Linked DNA regions of Homo sapiens: region 2 is linked to region 1. Evidence: chromatin loops called from intact Hi-C (ENCODE). Cell type or tissue: Caco-2. All regions are shown on one strand. Each heading gives the region's core, and the rest is flanking DNA. Links, peaks and the distances in the headings are about the cores only.

Region 1 (5,385 bases), core at 77-5,076:
CAGGCACTGTTCTAGATGCAGGGGATACAGTGGTACAGAAAGACATACTTTCTATCCTTATGGAGCTTTCATTTTATTGTAAATAAAACCCCACAATGTTATATAATAAGTAAATTTTATTGTAAAAGAACTGATTTTAAAAAGAACTGATTTTAAAAAATGTATAACTATTTTATAAAAAACATGTAGTAATAACATATATATAATAACAGTTTGATGTTAGTAGTGATACCACTATCACTGTACCACACCGTCTCATGACAGAAATGGAACCCAAAGTAGCGGAATCGGGGTGGCAAAGAGCTTGGCCTGGAGTCCGTGCAGGGATAGGTGGATGACACTGCTGCAAATGGGACTACAGAGAGGAGACTTGCTAGAGCCAAGTTTCCAGAAGCGAAACCTGGCCCAACAGTGCTGGTTTTGACCAGTGCTTCATCAAGAGCAGATCAGAGGTAAGTGTACGTGATACTGCCAAGGCATGGTGGCTCTAGGGCAGTGACCTGGCCCAGACCCAATTCCAAGGTTCTATAGTACTGACAGAACTGGCACTAAGCTCTTTTTTTCCCTGAAAGTCTGACATGTAGTTGAAGATATGCAGTGAGGTTCTGAGTTGGCTTGAGCTATCTTTTTCTGTTTCCTCTCTACTCTCAGGGGTATGGTCAGAGACAGGAATTTATATGGTGCTGTCTTTTGAGAGGCTTTTTGTTAATTACATGAGGTTAGATCTCAATACAGATTTTAGAGACCTAAGCCTTACAGTCCCACAGAGAAGGGTCATGGGTTTTACCAAACATCATAAACTTGAATTGGGAGCTTTTGTTAAATAGGGGTGGGACATTTTCTTGGGATGAAGAAAATAAATAATTACTGCCCATCAGAATAAAAGAAGACAATATAAAGGTCTGTCTTCATAACACTTTGTGTTTAATAATCAGGTTTGCTCAGGGAATTAGGAGGAACTGAATTTATTTAAATTATGTGTTGATCTTACTATTAAAATAGGAGCAAGTGGAAGAATGAAATAAAAATAAAGGAAGACATCTGATTAACGGGGAGAAGGGAGACGTTTCTTTAGGAAAATGATTAAAGTCTTAGCATATAGTCTAGACAAATATGAAAGAGAAGAAGTTCTTGGAGGCCAAATTCGACATATCTGAAACTGGACAGGAGAAGCACATCTATCTAGCTGCTCCTGTCTGATGAAGGGATTGCTATACAACTGCTCTAAGATCAGAAAAGATAATTGATCTCAGGGAGGAGATGAGTGTGATTCTCTAGAGGGTTCCTGAAATTAGGAAACTATTGAGGAATATCTCTATAAAACTGCAGATAGATATTCCCTAATAAGAACACATGGGTAAGCACCCCTTGAGGACTGAGACAGCTACGCACAATATTTGGACAAATGTGAATGAGGAAGCCTGAGAAGCCAGGATAAAATACTGAAGGCACTGAGTCGCAAATTGGAAAATTGTACAGTTATCATAGATGGGGAAGCAGGAATTGCCTGTGCCTGACGAAACCTGCCAGGAAAATTTATGGAATTATGATCCCCCCCAGGGGAACTCACAGGGCAAATAAGATGTACTACTAGAGAGCCAGGCAAGATAAAAATAAATTGAGGTCAGTCCTGAGTTGGATATTGATCTGATGAGATGATGCCTCCTGAGTGGTATTATACAACTCAAGCAGGTGAAGATAAACAAGCTTTGTTTGAAAATGGCATGCTTTGAAAACTGTTCATTCCTTGACTTGGCATCAGACACTCTGGAGAAACCCAAAAGAAAAAAAATCTAGAGGAATAAGTTAGAAAGACAAATGTCTGGGCCAGAAAAGCAATGTGAAAGCAAACAGAAGGAAAGCACCATTCCAGCAAGCAGTGTTCATACTATTCTCAATAGGGAATGATAAGGTCAATTAAGAAACAGGCCAGACTGCTGAAATCTCAGCTAAGATTCAGATGGGAAAAGAAGGACACAGAATAGTGGAGGCCTATCACCCCTGCTACGGTTGGAATGTTTATCCCCTCCGTAACTCATATTGAATCTTAATCCCCAATGTAGCAGTAAAGGCAGGGCCTTTAAGAAGTAATTGGGTCATGAGGGTTCTGCCTTCATGAATGGATTAATCCATTCATGGACTAATGAATTAATTGGTTAATAGATGAATGGGCTGTCATGGGAGTGGAACTGGTGGCTTTATAAGAAGAGGAAGGGAGACCTCAGTTAGCACACTCAGCCACCTTGTCATGGGATACCCTACACTGCCTTGGGACACTGCAGTAAGTCCCCACCAGCAAGAAGGCCCTCACCAGATTCAGCCCCTTGATGTTGAACTTTCCAGCTTCCAGAATCATAAGAATTTTTTCTTTATAAATTACTTAGTTTCAGGCATTATGTTGCAAGCAACAGAAAATGGACTAAGACAATGCAGAAAATACATGGAACTGAAGGAAATGTTAAAGGTCTGGAACTTTCAAAAGCAGAAGAAAAACAGGTTTTCCACGAGCATAAAACTGAGATATGGAAGCGATTTGTTTGTTTAGTGACTTTCCTGAACTAATTTGGTAAAGTCTACATTCTTTATTGTGTGTGGCTGCTGAAGTCTTTGCTCAATGAGCTTAGAGATTAGCTAATGATTGCATAGAGACTTCCTTCAATGCTTTGAACCAATAAATTTCCCAGCCTTTGCAGAGGAACTCTGTGTGCATATCAGGACATGCTTTCAATGCTCAAGCAGTAGCCTTTACTTCAGACTTCAGCAGAACTTCAAGATAAGCCAGAGATGAGAGTTTGGAGTGTTCTCAAGGTTTTTTTCTGGCTGTGTGTGCAGTCCTGGGCATGTGGACAGCCCTGAACTTATGAATGGGCTTCTAAATTTCCAGGATGTTGTCAGCGCTTTTCAAAGCTCCTTATGGACTTTGCTTTTCCTTTTAAGTTTCTTGGTCAGTTTGTTGATTGCCTATTATTGCCACCTCAGGCAGCTGTGATAGGAAACAATTGCTGCTGATTGTTTTTGCTAAATGTCCTCAAGGAAAAGGTTGTTCACACTAAGTGAGCTCCAGTCAGGTCATATAAAGACCTGCTAGTGAGAGTTTCCAAGAAACTGCCAGAGAGGTCAAATAATGACAATTCTCTGAATTGGTGATTTTGGAGAGTGCCTGTCTGCTTCCTCCAGTGGCTGCTAGGCTTCTAGTTTTTGCTGTGATTACAAACTGTTTATTTTCAAGCCTTCTGGGTAGCTAGGAGAGGGGAATGGGAATAGGGCAAGTTAAAATATCACATAGCTTGCTGTTCTTACTGAGTCAGCTCTTTTTCTTGAATAAACACTCCTTGGATTGTTATGAGCCTTTGGTTAATTTCCAGAGTTCTGAAAAAGTTGATTTTTACAATTTGCTAGTGTTCTCATTGCTTTTATGGAGAAACAGATTTTCAGAGGTCCTTATTCCACCATTCCCACTGACATTCCTCTTACAGAGTTGTTTTTCCAGTTCCTGAACCATGTGGCTAAATCATTAGCCATTGCTCAAGAATCGAGGTGGATCCATTTCTTTTACCATATTTCTGTCTGGCAAAGTGGATATCAAATGTGCTATTAAAGTTTTGCCCAGGAATGGATTCTTCAATATTTTTCACACTTCAGAGTGAGTCAGCAATATTTCCTTCTGGCTCAGGCTAGAATACTGTATAGACCATCTGTAAACCAGACCTAAGTTTTATCTTCCTTAGTCAAATAGTCACAGGAAACTTCCATGGGGCTGTTGGTATGGATTGAGCATAAACAACAATGCAGCAAGAGTGGTTACCATGGGAGTCTAAGCCCATGCAACTTACTTGTGGCTTCAAAATCTGGTTGAGCCTGATCTTGGATAAACCACGTGGATTGCTGCTGTGTACATCCAACTTTACAGTTGGTGGGTCAGATAATGATGAGAAGTTAATGTTGGGTAGGTCAGACACCAAGGTCACTTGATACCCCTTGGTTGGATGCTCAGTCTCTATTAGGGTATATTAGTGAGCCAAAAGCTATGTCTCAAAATCAGAATAATTATTGACTGAAGAAGGCAAGAAAGCATTTTAAATTCTGTGAGTGTGTCCTTGAATTCTCCTATTGGAGTTTACCAGAAGTCTCATTGTGTTTCTATTTGCTACGGCACCCTGAGTACCATTGTAACTGCTGGACCATGTGGCCCAAATGGCAAAACACTTTGTATTGCATCCTGTACTTATCATATAGCTTTCTCTTGCTCTGGGCCCCAATAAATAATGGCATCCTTATGTGTTATTTTATAAAGGTAACATGCTGTATTTTGCCTCTAAAATTTAAAAAGTCCCAACAATTATTGTGGCTCCTTAGTGGTGGGTTGCACGAAGTATAGAAATTTGTCTTTCACTTTAAAGGGACTATGCCACCATGTCCCAGACCCATGCATCCCTGAGAACATCACTTAAGAGATACCCGGCTCAGTGGGATTTATCTTTCATCCCCTGACATGCCTGTGTCTTACTTAGATTATTCCAGAGTAGAAAGTACTTTTTATTTTCCAATTTCAGGCAAGACATCATCAATATAGGGACCAACGTGGCACTCTAGAATGTCTGGATGATCAAGTTCCCTCAGGCTAGATAATGAGCAGGAGAGTTAATACAAACCCGAGAGTATGTACTGCTGTACAGACTGCACATCTGTACCAATGCATGATCTTTTCTTAACCATTTAAGAAATTTAAATCAATGAATTATTTTAAAAAGGTAACACAGGTGTATGATGCAAAATTTAAAATGTGCAAAAGCATTGGCAGATGAAAATGGGTTTCTCTGCTACTCTACCCCCTCATCACTCAGTTCCCCTTTCTAGGGGTAACCAGTATTTTTAATTTTTTGTCTATCTATCCATAAACAATGCCTTAAAGAAAAGAAAAATACATACACACAAATACATAGTTATATATGTGTATATAAACATAACTGTCTATATATACAAACAGACACATACACACATACATACATATCTTTGTAGTACAACACCTTGGAGGTCATTCCACACAAGTTCTCGTAGAGTTCTTTATAATGGTTGAAAAGTATCCACTCAGTGGATATGCTTTAATTTATTTAATCATTTCCCAGTTGAATTGGATAGTTTTCCATTTTTTTCACCATTAAGAGCAGTGACAAAATGGATATCTTTTATGTATATGTCTTTGTGCACATACATGCTTATATCCACAGGGTAAATTACTTTAAGTTCATCCATTTATTTTTAATTTAATTTGAATTCTTTTTGAATATGTTAAGTTCTATACACACAAATGATTATATCTACAGGGTAAATTCCTAAAAGTTCATTTATTTCATATTTAATTTCAACTCATAGTGTATATTTAAG
Region 2 (5,385 bases), core at 231-5,230, 58 kb after region 1:
CTGCATCATCTTTCTCAGGTTCAAATTTCCACAGATCTCTAGGGCAGGGGCAAAATGCTGCCAGTCTGTTTGCTAAAGCATAGCAAGAGTGACCTTTATTCCAGTTCCCAATAAGTTCCTCATCTTCATCTGAGACCACCTCAGTCTGGCCATATCTATCCATATCACTATCAGCATTTTGGTCAAAACCATTTGACAAGTCTCTAGGAAGTTCCAAACTTCCCACATCTTCCTGTCTTCTTCTGAGCCCTCCAAACTGTTCCATCCTCTGCCTGTTACCCAGTTCCAAAGTCGCTTCCCCATTTTCAGGTATTTTTATATTAATAGCAGTGCTCCACTCTCCTGGCACCAATTTTCTGCATTAGTCTGTTCTGACACTGTCATAAAGAACTATCTGCGATGGGTAATTTATGAAGAAAAAGGCTTAATTGACTCACAGTTCTTCAGGATTAACAGGAAGCATGACTGGGAGGCCTCAGGAAAGTTACAATCATGGCAGAAGGTGGAGGAGAGGCAAGGACCTTTTTCTCATGGTGGCAGGAGAAAGAGAGAAAGAGCTAAGGGGGAAGTGCCACACACTTTTAAACCATCAGATCTCGTGAGAACTCACTCAGTATCACGAGAACAGCAAGGGGAAAATCCATCCCCATGATCCAGTCACTTCCCATGAGGCTCCTCCTCTGGCATGTGGGGATTACAATTTGACATGAGATTTTGGGTGGTGATCCAGAGCCAAACTATATCAGTTTGTTACCCAACAACAGTAACCAGAACACCTTCATTTTGTGTTCTTCTCAAATATAATTTATTTCTGCCCTTTTAGTGACTGACATGACATATTTGTACTGTGTGGTGATCCCAGGGAAAGATGACTCAGCAAATTAATTTTGAAATGATTATAATGTAGCTTTTCTAAAAATGTTGCTGTTTTACAGTGGTAGTAGCCGGGGATTCAGGTCTTCTTCTATCTCTCCATTGATGGCTCTGGAGTCTGTAATGCTCCTCTGGTTGTCTTCACTGATGGATGGATCTTCACACCAAGATTTGGGCGATTTATACAATGTGATGGGAACACAGTATAATCTTTATAGTGCTTCTCTTCTAAGAGCTTCTAAAAGTAAGTACTCATATATATATATATTTATCTTCCCTAGATTTCTGTGATGCTCTGACTTTTAGAAACACTCCCTTCTCTCACCTTTACTTACCCCAGGATTTTCCAAACTGTGTTCTGTAGAACCCTGTTCCCTACAACATTAATAGGTTTTCTGCAGAGACAAATTAGTTTGAGAAACACTGAATACTTTACTATTCTCTTGGAGATTGATGAGGCTTATTAGCATCTGAGAGTCTTGCAGGAAAGAAACTGGTTTTAATTATTTATTCATTTGAACAGTATTTATTGAGTCCTTATTGTGATTCAGGCTTTGTGCAGATGCCAGGTATACAGCAGTGAAGAAACATACATGGTTCCACCCTGAACAATCTGGGGGGTGGGGTAGATAGCTAATTTCTAATTACAAATTGTAATGACTATTCTGAAGGAAAAGAACTGTGGACCACAAGAGAGAATGGTGGGGCACTTATATTAGAGTGAGTGATAGGAGGAAGTGATGTTTAAGCTGAGACCTGATCGAAGAGTTGGGTTGGCCAGTTGAAGAATGTTCTAGGCAGAAAAACAGCACAGATAAAGGCCATGAGGCAAGGAAGATATTGGCAATGAGAATAATGTTGGCCATTTCAGCAATGGAGCCAATGAGAAAAGGCCAGTGGGGGTAAAGGAGAGTGGAGGGTGGGTTAGAACAGTCCCTTCCAAATGGTAGTTGGCAGGTGCTAGGGAAGCCTGCCTGAAAGGGGAGAAAGCCCAGAGTGCAATGATCATGTGTATGTAGCTGCTAAAGTGATAGCGAGGCTGGTAAGAACACATCAAACTTTAATGTGCATACAAATAAAATTCTAATTCAGTAGGCGTGGGGTGGGGCCTGAGACTGAATTCTGCTAAACTCCCAGGTGATGCCAATGCTGCTGGACTACAATGTGAGAGGTAGGAGTGATAACTGCCTTCCCTGCCAGCCCCTTTCCTTCTGCCACCATTCCCGACTCTTGGGCTCCTCATACCTGCTTCAAGTGGTTTGGAACATAAATCATGCATCTGTCCTGCCCTGGTCTATGGTAATTGTACCTTTTCAGGCTCAAAAAATTGTCTTGTTTATCTCAGTCTTACCTCTAGCTCCAAGTCCAATTAATGATAAAGGTTCTAAAATTTCTTTTGCTAAAGTTTAGCGAATTTTAACTGTCGTAATTCAATTCCACACGTCACAGCTCACGTAATGATTTGTAGTGGTTGTGGCGGTAGGAAAATCCAGAAGAAACCTTCTTAAAACTTTAATCTGAGATGCCTGTTTATTCCCTTGGGATGGATAGCAAATACCAGCATGTGTGGTCACCTTAGAGTAATGGAAAGACAGTTCATAGTGTGCCCATGCTGAACATCCCTAATATGAAGGTGGAGTGGGGGCCTGTGTCCCTCCTCACTTAGGATTTTAAGGCCTGTTGCACTTAGAGATGAGAGGATCTGGGTTGATGGATATCTTAGGTTAGGTTCTTCAAAGGCAGTCCCTGAGCTGCCTTGGTTTGTGTGCCAAGTGATATTTTCAGGAAATGCTCCCAGGGGAACCCAGTAAGAGAGTGAGGCAGCAGGACAGGAAAGGAGAGAAAAACCAAGCAGTTGCACAATCTCAGAGTTCTACAGAGAAGAGCTTCAGGCTGGGTCTGCATGTGAGCTCTGGAGGGGAAGATCTGCCTCAGCACTGTCCCTAGTTAAGGCGCCCACACCCATGCATCATTGGTGAAGGGTCAAGGGTGGAAGCACAAAAATTATCAGGCACTTTAAACTTTCTGTCCGTGGGGGCAAAATGGGCTTCAGTAGTCTAAGGGCAGCCATCCAAGAAAGATCATCAGGTGCTGTCTGCTGGAAACACACACACACACACACACACACACACACACACACACACTGAAGGCAGGAACATAAACACGGTAAAAATGGATCTGATCTGAAGAGATCTGAGGGGCACTGATGTTATCTGCTATAATGAGAACAGGAAAAGGCATTTTTCTGGAAAGGTCATGTTGAGGACAAGGGGCCTTTGATGCCTTTGTCAGAGGTGTTTGAACCAGAGTGACTCCATCTTGAATAGGGTCTAGATAAAATGAGGCTGAGACCTGTTGGGCTGCATTCCCAGGAGGTTAGGCATTCTTAGTCACAGGATGAGATAGAAGCGTGGCACAAGGTCACAAAGACTCTGCAAGGACCCTGTAAAAACTCTTTACAACAAGGTGAAGTAAAGAAGCCGGCCGAAACCCACCAAAACCAAGATGGCCATGAAAGTGATCTCTGTTCTCCTCGCTGCTCATTATATGCTAATTATAATACATTAGCATGCCAAGAGACGCTCCCATCAGAGCCATGACAGTTTACAAATGCCATGGCAACATCCAGAAGTTACCCTGTATGGTCTAAAAGGCAGAGGAGCCCTCAGTTCCGGAAATTGTCTGCCCCTGTCTTGGAAAACTCATGAATAATTCACCCCTTGTTTAGCATATAATTAAGAAGTAACTATAAGTGTACTCAGTTGAGCAGCCCATGCTGTTACTCTGCCTGTGCCATCCTTTCATCTCCTTACTTCTCTAATAAATGTGCTTTCACTTTACTTATGAACTTGCCCCAAATTCTTTCTTGGGTGAGATCCAAGAACCCTCTGTCAGGGTCTGGATTGGGACCCCTTTCTGGTAACAGCTTCATTCTACTGGTGTGGCTAACCCAACTGTCCCTGAACATCCTTTCTAGGTAGAACTTGTACTTTTCCTACCAATGGCCTTTGATTGTGTACTTCTTCTCAAAATAACATTCTCTACTTTGTACTTAAGAAGTTGAAAACTTTTTATAAATTCATCTTAATTTTTGCAGAGAGTTGGCAGACAAAAAAATCTATTATTGTGTCATTTATAAAAACCTTAATGAAAAACACGAAGAACAGAATGATTACAGAGGTGATTCAGCAACACATGGTTAAAGTTGTCTTATCACTTGTTTCATCTATTTAATATTTTTTCAATTTCTTATTTTTCTCCAGTAGATGTATTTAGTGCACATTCTTAGCTAGGAACCCTTTATTTGCTTGTTGAAAACTAGAATAATAAAGATGCAAGGTGCCTTCTTTAGGATGAGAAAATTGGCATTTGGCAACCATCCAACCTGTCTCCAGCTTCTCCTTGCTGCGTATATTATTCTGTGTAGCTTATATTTAAACAATGGGACAATGTGGTGAGGGGCTGGTCTGTAGTTTAGATCTCACTCCCTTCACTTCAAATGATACAGTCTGTTGGAGCCAGTTATCTAGGTCTTTCCTCTTCTTATTGTATGCATGTTAGTTGCGTGTTTTAAGTTTTTCACAATATGTTGGAACGAAGATAATTTCTACATATTTGAATAAAATTTGTGACATGCAGAAAAAAAGAAATTAGGCCAGGCCCAGGGGCTCATGACTGCAATCTCAGCATTGTGGGAGACTGAGGTCAGAGGATCACTTGAGGCCAGGAGTTTGACTAGCCTGGGCAATATAGCAAGTTCCTATGTCTACAAAATGTAAAAACAAAAAAACAAAAAACAAAAAAAGGAGTTAAAACTTTAAAAATTAGATGCAGTTCTGTTGAACACAAAAAATTCAGACTTCAAGATCAATAGAACATTTTGTGATGCACAGATACTGTAGATTCTGGGACTTGACCATTCTGAAGTCATTTGTAAAATAAAAGAGGTCAGGGGAACCTGCATTATCAGCTTAAATACAGAAGAGAGTTTGAACCAATTCTTTCTTAAATCTGGTAGAATTGTTGAAGAAAATGAACAGTTTTAAAATAATTTTATCAAGTTTAACACTTGTTAGCAATTCACTTTCAGTCTAAGATAATTTCAAACTAAATGTAGGTCCTTTGTCAAGGCCAGTACTGTCCAATAGAAGTCTGATAGGAACCACATGTAATTTTAAATTTGCTAGTAGCCATGTTAAAACAAAGTAAGAAGAAATAGGCTGGGAGCATTGGCTCATGTCTGTAATCTTCTCAGCACATTCGGAGGCCAAGGCAGGCAGATCGCTTGAGGTCAGGAGGTCAAACAACATGGTGAAATCCTGTCTCTACTAAAAATAAAAAAATTAGCTGGGCATTAGGTGGGTGCCTGTGATGTCAGCTACTCGGGAGGCTGAGGCAGGAGAATCACTTGAACCTGGAAGGCAGAGGTTGCAGTGAACCAAGATCCTGCCACTGCACTCCAGCCTGGGTGACAGAGCGTGACTCTGTCTCAAAAAAAAATAATAAATAAAA

Evidence for each region. Hi-C counts contacts between places; a loop is a spot of excess contacts. Peaks named below come from ENCODE experiments on the same cell type or tissue, not always from the same donor. Only the 100,000 strongest peaks of a DNase experiment are listed, where the experiment ranks them.
Region 2: it touches region 1 in a loop (4-fold over the local background); 1 of 110 quality-filtered maps calls a loop at or near these places.

The regions. Positions count from the first base shown.
Region 1 is chr3:31,368,190-31,373,574 of GRCh38, reverse strand. No RefSeq gene overlaps it. Among named protein-coding and RNA genes, the nearest start is that of STT3B, 160 kb to the left of the region's middle. In Caco-2, for the core only: no CTCF peak of the experiment used is centred there; a DNase peak (open chromatin) is centred at 2,704.
Region 2 is chr3:31,309,941-31,315,325 of GRCh38, reverse strand. No RefSeq gene overlaps it. Among named protein-coding and RNA genes, the nearest start is that of MIR466, 150 kb to the right of the region's middle. In Caco-2, for the core only: no CTCF peak of the experiment used is centred there; a DNase peak (open chromatin) is centred at 3,215.